Regions from separate parts of the Homo sapiens genome. Here region 1 is linked to region 2. Evidence: chromatin loops called from intact Hi-C (ENCODE). Cell type or tissue: mammary epithelial cell. All regions are shown on one strand.

Region 1 (2,500 bases), 190 kb before region 2:
CCACAGGCATCAATGTATACTCTACACTGTGCTGATTTGTACTTGCTATTATGCAAAACACAGAACCCTTGATTTAATAAAAATTAGCCAGATTAAGTTTCCTCAAAAAATTTAATAGTGAAGAGTAATCATAAACTGTATCCACTTGGATAAAATAAAACAAAATCATGAAAGTAAACATCCAGGGTGGATTCTGAGAAGCATAAAATTTAGGATCATAATTATTGGTTTGGTACCTTTGGGGGCTGCAGTTGGCACTGTATCAAGACTCCAAATTAGTTCTTAAATGTTTCACAGGGTTGCAAGCCCTTATCCAAAGGAATGTCCTATGAGAAATTCTATTCAATGTATAAGATGAGGTATTGAATTTTCCTTTTTCCATGGCTTGGATTTTGGAGATCTTTTGAAAATAGCGGGAAAAAAAATCCTTTAGATTAGGGGTCCCAAACCTCCAGGCCATGGACAGGTACAGGTCCACTGCCTGTTAGGGCCGCACAGCCGGAGGTGAGCAAGCATTAAGGCCTGAGCTCCACCTCCTGTCAGATCAGCAGCCGCATTAGATTCTCATAGGAGCGCAAACACTATTGTGAACTGTGCACACGAGGGATCCAGGTTGTGCGCTTTTTCAGCAGTCATTATGAGACTCTAATGCCTGATGATGTAAGGTGGAACAGTTTCATCCCGAAACTATTTCCCTAACACCCGTCTGTGGAAAAATTGTCTTCTATGAAACCAGTCCCTGGTGCCTAAAAACGCTGGGGACCGCTCCTTTAGATTGCATTTGGTTACTCTCTAAAAGTGGTGGTTTTGTTTTGTTTTTGTTTTTGTTTTTAAACATGGTCAACACGTCTGGATTTCTAAATGAATCCCCTTTTCCCTGGCTTGGACTTGGTGGGGATTAATGTTGGGGGGCATTCGCTGGCCCGGGAGGCGGATGTTGCAGCCAAGGACGCGCCACTGACCTCCAGCCTGGGTGACAGAGCAAGACCCTATCTCAAAAAAGGAAAGAAAGAAAAGAAGGAAAGAAGGAAGGAAGGAAATGAAAGGAAAAAGGAAAAAAAAATAAAGAAAGGAAACTAGGGGGCGCATCAGAGGCAGCTGGTCCGCGCCGTGCGCTTACAGGAAGGACTGGGAGAAGACGCCACCGTGCTCGTCCTCGTCGTCGTCCTCGTCATCGCTGGAGCCCGGGCCGGTGGCGGGGAAACGGGCACTGGCCGAGCGCTCGCCCGAAGTGCTCCACTCCACCGAGCTGCTGAGGATGGGTGGCGGCGCGGCGGCCTCTACGCTGTCCAGGCCGTCTGTGTCGCTCGCCGGCTGCCCGCGTGCAGCTCGGTCATCCTTGGCCAGGGGCCCGGAGTCCGGGGGCGGCGTCCCCGGTCCCGCCGGCCGCTCGTGCCGCTCGATCCAGGCGTTGTAGTAGCGCACAATGTTCTCATGGTGCAGCCGTGACAGCAGTGTCACTTCGCCCTTGATCCTGCGGAACTGCCGGCTGGCCGGGTTGATGGGGATGCGCTTCACTGCGTAGCAGCAGCCGTCCAACTTGTTCTGCACCTGCGGCACAGCCAGGGGAAGGTCAGCCGCTCGGAGCCTTGCACAAACAGGCATTTGCACCGCACCCCATCCCCTCCCAAGGAAAGCGTGAAGTTCTAAATGAGTCCCACAGCTACAGTCAAGAACCACATGCCTGAAATTCTTAAACTGAAGAAAGCTTTGACTGCCACAAAATTCAGAAAACAGCCCACCCGACTCTAGATATATTTAGCTTGCTGGGAGACCCTGGGGAAAACATAATCTCCATTTTAATAATTAATTTTACTGACAGTTACCTCCCTGCTTTTCCAATGTATCTGCTATCTAAATTTCTAAGTGTCTTGATTTTAAGATTAAAAATTATTTTCTAAAGTCAGTGTAAAGTTTCAGATGATTTTAGTTTCTCTCTGATTTTTTTTTACACTTAAAGTCACTAAAAACAAATTAAACACCAAAAATATTAACAGACCTGAACACAAAGGTTAATTCCTTGATTTCTAAAGCCGTGTGAACTTGGGAAAATTACTTAATTTCCTTGAGACTCAATTTTCTTATCTTTAAAATGGCATTTATACCATTTCCACTACCCCAAATGGTGACTGTAAAGCACTTGTATCAAGGCCTCACAGAGAAAGGTGCTTAGCTTAGTCAATAACAGCAATTGCTATTAACACAATCACTGCCCATTGATTTTGTTATATACCTAAGATGATGTATACTGAAACCAGAACAATACAATTAACAACACAGTAAAATAATAAGAAAGCAAGAAAACGTTGCAAAGGCAAGTCCTCCCATCCTACATAGAGGCATCCTTATGCCAGGCAGTTTCACTATGTAATTGGGGTGACTGAAGTAACTTTTACAGAGTCTTATTCACTGAAACCTTGTAGTCACATCCGTGCAGGTCAACTGAGGTGATGATATACTCTAGAAAAGCAAATGCCATGTGGCCATGGGTGGCAGGAGA
Region 2 (2,500 bases):
GGGACTTGTTAAAAATGCAGATTCCTGGTCTGCATTCCAGACCCACTGAATCATGTAATAGGGACTAGAATCAATATTTTAAATAACACCTGAACTGATCCTTCTCAACAACAAAATCTGACAACCCATTTGAATCGGGTTTATTTCACAGCTTTTAAGTTCTAAAAAATGTACTAAAATAAGGTACTAAGCACATATGAAACATATACTTAACATGTATTTTACTTTCAATAATAATAGCATTAAGCCTGGGCAACATAGGGAGACCTCACCTCTACAAAAAAAAAAAAAAAAATTCAACCGGGCATGGTGTTGCATGCCTGTAGTCCCAGCTACTCATGAGGCTGAGGTGGGAGGTTGCTTGAACCTGGGAAGTTGAGGCTGCAGTGAGCCATGATCATTGTGCTACTGCACTCCAGCCTGGGTGAAAGAGCATGACTTTATCTCAAAAAAAAAAAAAAAAAAGAAAAAGAAAAAAGTGTTACCTGTTCCAGAATCTGATTGTTGTTTTTTTCAGGCTTTATTTACTTCCCTGTTCATGACCCTTGCTGGCATGGATGGCATTGTGGCCAAGCAGGATTGGGAGATGCTGGAGGGAGTACAGTTGGTATAAAAGGGGTACATGGAATAAAACATGTATTTCTTCTTAAGTCTACTGATTTAATGTAAATACAGATGTATGAGAATTTTCAGAGTCTCAAAGTCACCATGGTTTTTTGATATTATTTATAGGTACTAACATTTTAAAAAATGCAGTTTTTTTGAGATCAAATTTTCACTTTTCCTATTTGGGTGGCTATTTAAAGATGCATCCAGGCACAATTCAGACATACAAGATACTTCAGTTCAGTGGTTTCTTGAATTACACCTAAAATCCAAAGGAACGTGTTTCTGAAAGTGGCTGCCAATTTTTTTTTTTAAGAGGACAATCAGCACCATCTAGTGGACACAAATATCTCCTCTTCTAGAATTCGGACCCCTGAGGAGATGGAGGGCAGGCTTTGGAACCTAGGTTGGAATCCCGGTGCCAGTTAGTTCCCCAACGACCTTGGGACAATTACTTACCCTTTAGGTGCTCTGCTTCTCAACTCTAAATCCAGGTAATACTAGTGCCGACTCATAGAATGTTATGAATGAAGTGAAATGATGCTTGGAAGGCAAGTCTGAAACACTTTGTAAATGCAGTTTTTCAATAACACTAAGCATAGATTCACAGGACATGGGAACTATCCAGTGGTAAACACTATTATCTGCTCTCCAGTAGGAATGGCTATTATACACAAAATCCAGTGTGTAGAATCTACGATATGAGGCTTAATGAGATCCCTCTCCTACCATATTGTTACATTCGGTTGAAGTTTATGGTGAGGAAAGGGCAACCGGGGCAACAAGGCTGAAATGGTAGTTGGTGCCCAGATGGCAAACAATGCTCTTGCTCGCTTTCATTCATTCAAATCTGACTCCACTCGGAAGGAGGATGTCAAGAGTAGGGAGAGACTGCAAACAAAAACAAAAGCTAACTCCGAAACTAACACTGCCACTGCCATATGTCACCAACCTGGAATGAGACCAGGGAAATTTTAGCTTCAAATATCTTGACTCTAGAAGAAATTTTTATGAATGACTTTGAAGGGCACAACACTTTCCAGGATGTGTTTGCGATTTTTGAAAATGGAACTGCAGAAAACACAGTATAGACATTTGGTGCTCTCGGACTTATATCCCCGTGCTGTTTTGAGGGTGTCACCTGCAATAGCTGACACAGAAGTATCTGGGGAAATTAAAAACAAATACACAACAAATGCAATTTATTAAAGCTGGCCCTTAAGGCACACACAGCCTCTCGGCAGTTTACAAAATGGAAGCAGCAGGAGGTAAATAAACACGTGAGAGTGACACAGAGACAAAACAATTCAAAATGAGATAAATAGTTTTATGCAAATATAGTCAATAGGGACTTAGTCTGGAAAGGTTACAAACAGTGAAGAGACACAAAGTTTACGTGGAACCCGAATTTTATTTTCACTTGCTTTATATGCATCTTATGTTGCATTTTAAAAACAACAGTTAAAAAAATGAAAACAGCAGTAATCATAGGTCCGCTTTTTCTTAGTTCAGCCCCTTCCCCCCCCGAGAAATTGGGAAGGTATTGTTTTCTTAGTGGACACTATTAGTCACCAAATTAAAAACTGGAAAGAATGGCCTTCGTTTATGGTGTATGAGAACCGTGCAGGCACTTGGCAATGATCTCGTCTTGCCGCTAGGTAAACAGCGGTCGGTGGACGGGGAGCATTGGCATCATCTAGGAGCCTGTTAGTCTCAGGTCTCACCTGATACTGAATCAACATTTTTTTTTTTGAATCAGCATTTTTAACAAGATTCCTCGGTGATTTGTCTGCACATTAAAGTTGAGAAGGCCTAGATTCATTTGATCTCAGGTACACCCCTGGTTGTGTAGTTTATGAAGTCTCCCCAGGTGATTCTAATGCTCTGTGCAGTT

What was found. A loop is a pair of places that touch in the nucleus more often than their neighbours do. Peaks named below come from ENCODE experiments on the same cell type or tissue, not always from the same donor. Only the 100,000 strongest peaks of a DNase experiment are listed, where the experiment ranks them.
Region 1: it touches region 2 in a loop (17-fold over the local background); 48 of 110 quality-filtered maps call a loop at or near these places.

The regions. Positions count from the first base shown.
Region 1 is chr15:39,975,465-39,977,964 of GRCh38, reverse strand. EIF2AK4 (eukaryotic translation initiation factor 2 alpha kinase 4) reads right to left here. Exons shown (of 39, transcript NM_001013703.4): 12 at 1,121-1,551. Among named protein-coding and RNA genes, the nearest start is that of EIF2AK4, 43 kb to the right of the region's middle. In mammary epithelial cell, a CTCF peak has its summit at 1,083; no DNase peak of the experiment used is centred here; H3K4me3 peaks cover 564 bases; H3K27ac peaks cover 473 bases.
Region 2 is chr15:39,785,115-39,787,614 of GRCh38, reverse strand. It overlaps LOC105370941 (a long non-coding RNA gene), which reads right to left. Exons shown (of 1, transcript NR_135665.1): 1 at 1,998-2,500. Among named protein-coding and RNA genes, the nearest start is that of FSIP1, 3.5 kb to the right of the region's middle. In mammary epithelial cell, a CTCF peak has its summit at 956 (motif pointing left); no DNase peak of the experiment used is centred here.